4 separate regions of the Homo sapiens genome follow, and regions 2, 3 and 4 are each linked to region 1. The links are chromatin loops, found by intact Hi-C in ENCODE. Cell type or tissue: Caco-2. All regions are shown on one strand. Region 1 has its middle 22 kb from the start of TIAM1-AS1. Region 2 has its middle 60 kb from the start of KRTAP19-8. Region 3 has its middle 3.7 kb from the start of TIAM1. Region 4 has its middle 100 kb from the start of TIAM1-AS1.

Evidence for each region. Hi-C counts contacts between places; a loop is a spot of excess contacts. Peaks named below come from ENCODE experiments on the same cell type or tissue, not always from the same donor. Only the 100,000 strongest peaks of a DNase experiment are listed, where the experiment ranks them.
Region 2: it touches region 1 in a loop (9-fold over the local background); 31 of 110 quality-filtered maps call a loop at or near these places.
Region 3: it touches region 1 in a loop (9-fold over the local background); 31 of 110 quality-filtered maps call a loop at or near these places.
Region 4: a loop joins it to region 1, with 5 times the contacts of the local background. A loop is called at or near these places in 5 of 110 quality-filtered maps.

Annotation. Positions count from the first base shown.
Region 1 is chr21:31,579,755-31,582,254 of GRCh38, reverse strand. No RefSeq gene overlaps it. Among named protein-coding and RNA genes, the nearest start is that of TIAM1-AS1, 22 kb to the right of the region's middle. In Caco-2, a CTCF peak has its summit at 1,309 (motif pointing right); a DNase peak (open chromatin) is centred at 1,264.
Region 2 is chr21:31,097,586-31,100,085 of GRCh38, reverse strand. No RefSeq gene overlaps it. Among named protein-coding and RNA genes, the nearest start is that of KRTAP19-8, 60 kb to the right of the region's middle. In Caco-2, a CTCF peak has its summit at 1,376 (motif pointing left); a DNase peak (open chromatin) is centred at 1,325.
Region 3 is chr21:31,346,689-31,349,188 of GRCh38, reverse strand. It overlaps a transcript of TIAM1 not described here. Among named protein-coding and RNA genes, the nearest start is that of TIAM1, 3.7 kb to the right of the region's middle. In Caco-2, a CTCF peak has its summit at 1,546 (motif pointing left); no DNase peak of the experiment used is centred here.
Region 4 is chr21:31,456,812-31,459,311 of GRCh38, reverse strand. It overlaps a transcript of TIAM1 not described here. Among named protein-coding and RNA genes, the nearest start is that of TIAM1-AS1, 100 kb to the left of the region's middle. In Caco-2, a CTCF peak has its summit at 1,504; no DNase peak of the experiment used is centred here.

The DNA of each region.
Region 1 (2,500 bases):
TTCAAGTGATTCTCTTGCCTCAGCCTCCTGAGTAGCTGGGACTACAGGTGCGTGCCACCATGCCCAACTAATTTTTGTATTTTTAGTAGAGATGGGGTTTCACTGTTGGCCAGGCTGGTCTCAAACTCCTGACTTCGTGATCCACCTGCCTCGGCCTCCCAAAGTGTTAGGATTACAGGAGTGAGCCACTGCGCCTGGCCGTGCTATTATTATTATTTGTTATTTGTAGGTATGACCAGTACACAGAACATTTAAAAAAAGCACAAAAACACTTCTAAGAAACCTTTGTATTTTGAAAAATACGATCTTAAAGCAAATTTTCTGTAATGGGAATCCTGTTTTCCTATCATTTTGTTACAGAATTGTAGGAATATTCCTCTGGGAGGAAAAATGTCTTCAACAGAATAAGTAGAAAACAGGATAAAAATGAAAATAAGAAAAACTGTTGTGGGGCAATGGGCCTGTTTATGCACTGGTGTAACGAAAGGCTTGGACCAGAAACAGCAGAAGTGCCAAGCTTTCTGTGAGTTGCTAGCCCTATGTGGAGCTAAAATTTTTTTTTCAGCCAGGCACAATGGCTCATGCCTGTAATCCCAGCACTTCAGGAGGCTGATGTGGGTGGATTGCTTGAGCTCAGGAGTTCAAGACCAGTCTGGGTAACATGGTGAAACCTTGTCTCTACAAAAAATACAAAAATTAGCCAGGCGTGGTGGCTCGTGCCTGTGGTCCCAGCTACTTGGTAGGCTGAGGTGGGCAGATCGCTTGAGCCTGGGAGGTGGAGGTTGTAGTGAACTGGGATGACACAATAACACTACCGTCTGGGTGACAGAGTGAGATTCTTGTCTCAAAAAAAGAAAAAATTTTTTTCTTTGACATAGACGCTTAGTCACTAGATTAAGTCCTCTAGAACACTAGAACATGTTTCTTTCACGCTAAAGCACACACGAATCACTTGGAGGATCTCATGAAAATGTAGAGTCTGAGCCAGTGCCTGTATTCCCAGCAACTCAGGAGGCTGAGGCAGGAGGATTGCTTGAGCTTAGGAGTTTGAGACCAGCCTGGGTAACACAGCAAGACCCGGTCTCTAAAAAAAAAAATGTAGAGTCTGATCCCACATTTACAAGCTCCTAGTGATCCCGATACTGCAGGCCCTAGGACCACACTTTGCACAGCAAGATTGAAGGTCAGGATTTCTCTCCAGCCTCAGCTTCCCAGGTACTCCACTCAGGGGTTCCAGACCATCTCCGTCTGTCCAGACTAGAACACACTTGTCACACCATGCCTAGCCAGCAGGTGTCATCAGAGTGCTCTGAGAGTCACACCAGATCAGATTTCTAAGGACCCTTGATATGTTTCAAAAAGATTCATGTATAGGAGCTGTAAGAATCTCCCAAGTAAGCATATTCCATAGCTTTGGGTTATAATTTGAACCCCCAAGCAAAGTGACCAGTGAGGGAGACTCTCACTAAGTATTTATTTTTATTTATTTATTTATTTTTTGAGACGGAGTCTCGCTCTGTCACCCAGGCTGGAGTGCAGTGGCACGATCTCAGCTCACTGCAACCTCCGCCTCTGGGTTCAAGCGATTCTCCTGCCTCAGCCTCCCAAGTAGCTGGGATTACAGGCATTTGCCACCACACCTGGCTAATTTTCGCATTTTTAGTAGAGACGGGGTTTCACCATGTTGGCCAGGATGGTCTGGATCTCCTGACGTCGTGATCTGCCCGCCTTGGCCTCCCAGAGTGCTGGGATTACAGGTGTGAGCCACCATGCCTGGCCAAATCTCACTAAGTATTTTTATAACTGTTTTTTTCTTTCTGATTTTAAAATCATCTGTCCATGCCGTACTGTGGAAATTTGGCTCTAGACATTTGTAATAGGTAAGAAGTGCTTTAGCCATGCTTGCTACAGTTCAATTTTTAGACAGCTTTCTCATGCATTTATCTTATTGCTAGAAGAATCTTTGCTACTATTATTATTCCCACTTTACAGATGAGAAAACAAAGGCAGAGAGGGGATGTAGTGATTAGTTCAGTGCAACAAAGATAGAGATGAGATTCAACCTCAAGCTTCTACTTATAAGTCTCTTCTTATCCTAGTGTTTATGGAGAAGGAAAAAGATGGCATTTGGGCTTTCTTTTGCAAAAAAACTTTATTCTTCTTACCCAGATTGAAAGTTAACTAATCTCTATAGGGGATAATGGTCTACACTTTAGGAGTTCCTGGGTTCCTGATCAAAGGCGCTGGGATACTGATAGTTCTCAGCATAAATCCTCCCCAAATAAAATTACACACTTTGAATTGAATACAATGATCTGAGATGCAAGAGTTCTATAAACATTGTATTTATTCCTGTCCTACATATGGTATCAAAACCCCCTTACAAATTTTCTGGGGAGATTAGAAATTAGTGAAGAGGTAACTTTTTTTTTTTTTTTTTTTTTTTGAGACGGAGTCTAACTCTGTAACCCAGGCTGGAGTGCAGTGGCGTGATCTCGGC
Region 2 (2,500 bases), 480 kb after region 1:
GGACTATAGGTATGCGCCACATGCCCAGCTAATTTTTGTATTTTTAGTAGAGACAGGGTTTCACCATATTGGCCAGGCTGGTCTTGAACTCCTGACCTCGTGATCCGCCCACCTTGGCCTCCCAAAATGCTGGGATTACAGGTGTGGGCCACTGAGCCTGGCCAAGATATTCCTTTATAGCAATGCAAAAACAGACTAACACGCTATAGGTCCTCAAATACTTGCTAACAAAGGGAGGGTCTCAACTTGATATTTGATAATGTTGGATATTTAGATCATTTACATTTTAGCTATTGTAAATAAAACACTGTGATGTGAACGTTACCTTGAAAACAATGACACCCTTGTATAATTATATTATCAACAGTAAAATTAATCACACCTTTAAAATAATTCCACCTGGAGATTGCATTTGTATTATACACTTCAGAACATGTACCTATACATGTATCTGGTCCTCCCAAACCCTGTCAGATGAATTGGGCGGATAAGCTTATCTTTTCTCACCATCTTAGAGGTGAGGGAGGAAGGTGTGGCTCACACCACAAACAGCAGCTTTTGTGTTTCGTGTTCATGACCGGGATTAGACCGCACACAGAGGGAAAGACTGGAAGACCGTGCATTTCCAAGCCAGACAGTTTATCGATTAGCTATCATAACAGGACTGTATGCTAGAAATCCAAGGAGCAAGATGCCACTCTGCTTCTCGTAGTAAGGATAACAGAGCAAGCTCGCCACGCATCAAGGGCTTTTTGCCGACCCAGCTTTGAGGGTATGACGTGTACCCCCGTGCTCCCTGCTGGAGACCTGTAGGATCGTCTCAAGCTTTTTTGGCAATGTCCACAAAGGAGTTAAATCTGACTTAGCAACCAGGCTGTGAGTTTCCGGGGTCCAGGAGTGGGAGATGAGCAGGAACCCGTCCCAAGCAGGAATCTGTCCCAAGTTCATCTTTTAGCTAAAGGGAGGGCTGTGGCCCCTCACGCTGCTCTGGGTTGGGAGCGGAGCATCGGTGTATTTAAGAGCATCCAGGTGATTGTAATGTGCCAGTTGGATCTAATTTACCTTGAAAATTCGTGCATTTAACGAACAGGTTCTGGCAGTGAAGAGCCGGAGAATGATTTTTGTCTTGATAAAGAAATAAAGGGGATAAATAGAATGTTGGCTGCGGTTGCTGCTTATCGAACGTTTTTCCCAGATCTAAGGGTTTGCCCGAGTAGGAAGGATGCGGAAGGATGCGGAAGGATGGCGTTCCACCTTATTTCCACCTCCCTCACAGCATCCCGCCTGGTACCGTGCCTGGCTGGTTCGGGGCACTTTCAGCGCGGTCCTGTGCGAGGACGTTTCTCTGGTGCCCTCTCGCGGTGGATCAGCAAAGTGCCGCATTTTATTTAGAACCAGAATGGACGTAGAAGGACCCTTGGACGTCATATTTTGTAACCCTCTCATTTTACAGATGAGGAACCGAGGCCTAGAGCAGTGAAGCGGTTTGCCCAGGCTCACATGCCTAGTAATTAGGTTAAGTGGGGTTTGGCTGGGGACAGTGTTTAGGAATAGGAGAGGGTAACTCAGATCCCTGGAGTTCGATAGCCTGAACAAAGGCTTGGGAAATGAGAATCAGCTGGTGATGGATGGAATTAGAACAGATGCTGGGTGCCACACACAAGGCCACGGGTGATTGCTGCTGCCACCACTGGAGCCTCAGAACCTGAAAATTTACAAAGCCCCTCAAGGCCAATATGTCCCAAACTGAACTTATCATTTCCACCTTCACTTTATCTTCTTCCGTCATCTCAGTAAATGGCCTCACCTTCTCTCAGGTTGCTCAGGCTGGAAAACTAGTCATCTCTCTCTGTAGTCCACATCCAATCCATCACTGAGTCCTGCTTCCTGTAAAATTTAGGCCGGGTGCAGTAGCTCACGCCTGTAATCCCAGCAATTTGGGAGACTGAGGAGGGCGGATCACTTGAGGTCAGGAGTTCGAGACCAGCCTGGCCAACACGGCAAAACCCCATTTCTACTAAAATACAAAAATTAGCTAGGCGTGATGGTGGGCACCTATAATCCCAGCTACTCGAGAGGCCGAGGCAGGAGAATGGCTTGAATCCGGGAGGTGGAGATTGCAGTGAGCTGAGATCGCACCACTGCACTCCAGCCTGGGTGACAGAGCAAGACCCTGTCTCAAAAAAATAAAAAAAAATAAAAAAAATTATCTTGAATCCTCCACTGCCACAACTTCCCCTTGCCTATGACTATGAAAACCTGGGTAGTGGACATCTTCCAGCCGTGGCTGTCCAAATGTTGAACACCCTCCTTGCATAGATAGCGTCTCACCTCGGGAGCATTGTCCTGCTTTCTAAAGGTAAAATCTGGTCAGCTTCCTTTCCCAGCCCTCCCACACACCCCTTGCAACTGGAATGTAGATGTGTGTGCTGGGCTTTACTCAATTGGGTGCAAACCCAGGAAGCTGCAATATGGAAGTGAGTGATGTGATGAAGCCTGA
Region 3 (2,500 bases), 230 kb after region 1:
CTAATTTGGGGTAATGAAAACAATGGGGGCTTTAAAATCATGGAAACTTATAATTGGAAGATAGAGCTCAGAAGGCAGAGAAAATTAAATCGAACATTCATCATTTTATAGTAAAGGAAATTGAAGCCCTTGGATTTTAGGGAATTTGCCACACAGTCCCTGCAATGCATTCTGGAGGTGGTGTTTAAAAGCTATTAGAGTTTCCTGGCCTCTTTTTGGCTGGCCCTGTATTTTTTAAGAATATCTCTATGTATTTGTTAGGTATTCTGTTTTCAGATAGAGAAAACTATGTAAAGAGTCTCTAAGTTTGGTTGGCATAAGGTTTACTTTGAAGTTGTAAAACATTCTTGTATCAAATCAAATTTAATGAAGACTGTGTTTTAAAACTTTGCCTAGAAAGGTGAACCTTGTTTGTCTCTCAGAGAATAGAAAGACCCCATCCAGGGCTGAAACAAGTGTTTGCAGTGTTTTCAAACATGTCCGTATTCCCAAGCAGACCCTCAGATTACCTAGCATGGGAGTGTGTGGGATGGATCCATATTTAGACCTTTCATCAGTTTCAAATATAAAAAATTGATTTTGGCAATCCGTTGGTAGTCAACCACAAAATGTAGTTATGAAAAACCTTCTGCATTTCCATAGCAGTCCAAATATGGATTCCATTAACAGGATGCATATTTGGAACTGCAGTTATGCTGGGAAATCGTGTTTGGATTCAGGTAATTTGACGGTGTTGACACCCCTGTTGCGTATCACCTAACACGAGGAGGAGGAGGAGACTCTTCCCTGGCCTTGCTGCTGATAACATTGTTGCTAGGTGACATAGGTGAGGACGCGTTGGTGCCAGCACTTCTTACCTTGTTTTTGTTCTATGAAGGCTTGAAAAGGTGGAGGTAAGCTCCATTGTGGCTGATGGCTTCAAATTCGCAGATCTTGAAGACACCTTGATTCCTGACCAAGTTGGTTCTGGAGACCCCTGAAGAGCAATCCAGAAAATGCTTGCTTTTGGAAGTCATCTCTGTCACTGAGAATGCAATTTGAAAGGAATTTTAAAGCCCAGCTATTGTAGATCTAATATATAGAGAGAGAGAGTGAGCAAGCTAAACACTTGAGTTAAAATTTTTGGAGAGAATATGCTTAAATAAACTCTCCATACGTTTTCATTTCTGAGTGTAAATCCACTTGACAAAGGGAAAAAGAAGTTTAACCCTTTGTGACCTTTTCTCCACATGCCACATATTGTTTTCCAACATGAATTTATTTTTTATGTAGTCCTCTTCTGTCTGTTTAGCCAGCTCTTGTGCAAATATCCACTAACAATTCACATACCTCCTAAGGGTGTCAGGGTTTGCAGTTTCTCTGAACGTTCGTGCATAAAGTTGTCAGGGTTTGCAGTTTCTCTGAACGTTCGTGCATAAGGGTGTCAGGGTTTGCAGTTTCTCTGAACGTCCGTGCATGCATCTTTTCTTTTGCGGTGATGTGTGTTATTTTTGTATCATTTAGCGTCATTCCCAGGTTCATCCCGATCTTGAGAAATTAACAACAAAAGTCAGCTGTGCTCCCTCTACTGGTTGCATTTCTTTGGAGCAGAAATACTGTACATTTGTGTATAAGTTCATTGCTGCTGATGGGGCTCGGACCTGCGTTCACATTTTCTTTTCCGAAATTCGCATGACTTAAAAAGCAAAACGAGTGGCTTTCAGAACTGCAGGTTAAGAAACTGGTACCTTTAGAGGGATAGGCGTCTTCCTTACTGCCCACTTGTCTACTAGTGTTGTGGGGGAATCTTCCTGGGCAGGAGGACACAGCCCTTCTGCTATAGCAGTAAATTCTTGGATGCTAAGTCCTGCTTCCCTCCGAGGCCCAAGGCCAATGCCTGGGGCCTCTCCAGTTCTGATATTGCTGTATTTTCATCACTATCAGGTAAGCCGTTCTGTTCAGATCTGTGAAAACCTGCCCGCCACTGTATGGAGCCAGCAGGGTTTATGTAACGTGTTCACATGTTGCTCAGACTCTTGATCTCAAGTTATTCTTCTCTAGAAGCATCTACAGGGGACCCTTTATTTTTAGGCCTGAGAGATAGGGAAGAAGGTGGGGACTATTTGGTTTAATCCAACATGTATGTATTGCGTCCCCACCATATATGTGGCTTTAAGAAAATTCAAGATGAGCAAACCTACTGTTCCCCCACGTCCCCTTTAGAGAAACACTAAGTAACAACAAAAAGCTCTTCTCCCCCTCCATGCAAAATTAAATAATAATATCAGAAAGAAGGTGAAAAAAAAGTATATGCCCCCCACCCACCCAGAGCTAAAAGAAACCTTCTTAGGTAATCATGAGACCAGAAAACCTGTAGGCAAGATGTGCTCCCCGTGTAAGCCCACTGCTCTGATGCTCTGACCACTGACTTCATGGTGCTTGCCTTCCTCTTCCCACGAGTGATTTGTAACATTCTTTTCTATATGCTGTAATGAGATGAAGCGCCTTCCTGTTGTGTGTG
Region 4 (2,500 bases), 120 kb after region 1:
AGCCAGACAATCTCTATGAAAAAATAAAAAAAATTAACTGGGCATGGTGGCACGTGCCTGTAGTCCTAGTTACTCAGGAGGCTGAGGTGGGAGGATCGTGTGAGCCTGGGAGGTTGAGGCCACAGTGAGCTTTGATCTGCAGTCAGCCTGGGTGACAGAACAAGACCCTGTCTCAGTCAATCAATCAATCAATCAATAGCAATCAAGTCTCCTTACTCCTCCGGTTGAACTTCCAATGGCTTCCCATTATAGTTTGTTTGAAAGCTAGACTTTCTGCTGGGACTAGGAGGCCTCAAGGGATTTGGCCCCGCCTCTCTCTCACCTCCTGTCCTCCTCATTTAGGGCACTTCAGAGGCCTTTCTTCTGGGACTAGAATACACGCAGCGTGCCCCTGCTACAGGCCTTCCCACTGCATGCCCCCAATACTCTCCTTCCAAGCTCTGCCTGGCTAGCCATTCACTTCCTTCAGGTCTTGGCTCAAATATCGCCTCCCCGGACAGGCTTCCCTGAGAACCTAAGCTGAAGTAGCAGCCCTCTCCCCAGACCCCTCCCTCCCCTCCCCTTCCTGTTCCGGCTCTGTTCTCGTCATGGCACTCATGGCCACCTGACTCTTTCTCATGGACGTATTCATTGTCAGTCGCTCCCATTAGAGTAAAGGGTTCCCAAGGATGCAGGTGCCCATTGTCTAAATCAGCGCAGGTGCTGTCATTCAGAGACAGGTCTGCTAAGCAGGTAAATTCTTCAGTTGGACAGTGTCTGGTAAGTACAGTTTCCCAAGAAGAATACATTGAGGGAATAGTTCAGACTTAGAAATATATATTGTGATCTATCTCGGTAACAAAACCAAACCAGGACAGTTTTCTTTTTTCTTTTTCTTTTTCTTTTTTTTTTGAGATGGAGTTTCGCTCTTGTTGCCCAGGCTGGAGTGCAATGGTGTGATCTTGGCTCACTGCAACCTCCGTCTCCCGGGTTCAAGCGATTCTCCTGCCACAGCCTCCTGAGTAGCTGGGATTACAGGCGCCCGCCCCCTATGCCCAGCTAATTTTTGTATTTTTAGTAGGGACGGATTTCACTATGTTGGCTAGGCTGGTCTTGAACTCCTGACCTTAGGTGATCTACCCACCTTGGCCTCCCAAAGTGTTGGGATTACAGGCGTGAGCCCCCGCACCCGGCCGATTGTTTTATCGAACCTCATGTGTTAGGGTAGCCCACAGTGTGGAGGGTTGTAATACAAGGTGTCTGACTTCCTGTGCCTTCAGGCCTCAGTAGCCTCCCTAGTCCCCTGGTCTAGTACAGTTTTAGTTGGGTAACAAGGGGACTTGCCTATCTCAGGATCTCTCAGTTTCTGAACTACTGACATTGTGGGCTGGATACTTTGTGGTGCAGTCTGTGCCAAGTATCGAAGGATATTTCAGTGCAGCCTTGGCCTCTGCCCAGTAGAGGTCAGGACACCTTCCTAGCTGGGACAACCAAAATGTCCCCAGACATTGCTAAATGACCCCTGGAGGCAGGAGGTGGGGGGACACAAGATTACCCTGGTTGAGATCCACTGGCTTAGTGAAACACCTGCATACCCAAGGTTCCACCATTATTAACCTTTTATACCATTCTTTATCATTTACCTATTAGTGTGGCTGAGATTTGCTAATGTATAAGAAAGTGCTTTGAAACATAGCATGTTATTCAAATTTAGATATGACAATGACCGTAGTTTTCTTTTGTCATCTACATTTGTGGTCTCCGTTCCTTTGTTATCATTGTCTTACTTTTCATTTGTCATTTATGAAATATCTCCCCCCTAACCAGAATGTTGCTCTTCACTAATATATTGAAGTGTGTTTGATGGTTAAAATCACAGAGAAAGTCTTGACTGGAAGGAATCTTGAGGGACCTTTGGACAAATATTAAATGTCCTGTTAATGTCGTTGTCATTGCTGTCATTATCATGATCTTTTTCAATGCCTTTAATTTAAAGATGAGGAAGCTAAGGGGACAGTGGTGCACCCAAATCTTGGCTAATGGTAGAGCAATGACCGTCTGGGTGTTTCTGTGGAATTTACTTGCACTTTTGTTTTCTGTGAAGTTCGTGCTGGGATTAGCAGAGCTCTCTACCTCCTCCTCTGAGCTCCCTGCCGGAGCCTGAACATAAAGTGCCCGTATTCTGGGCTCATGGAAGATTTGTTAATAAGAAATTTTCTAAAAAAATGATCAGGGAGGAGACATGGGGAGTCAGTAAAAAGGGGGAGAGAGGAGCATCTTAAACTGCAAAGATGTTGAACTGGAAAAGGAAAACTGTGAAAAACATTGCAAAAGGAAAAGAAATAGAAGGAATCTGTGGAAGAATCAAATCAACCAAGTGCAATGTTGGGTCTTGTATGGATCCTGATTTGAACACAACAACTGTGAGAGAAGGAGAGAGAGGCAGACAGAATCAGGGACATTTAAACAGGGAATGGTTAATTGGTGGTGGTAAGGATTTTTGGGTGGTGGGTGGGATGAT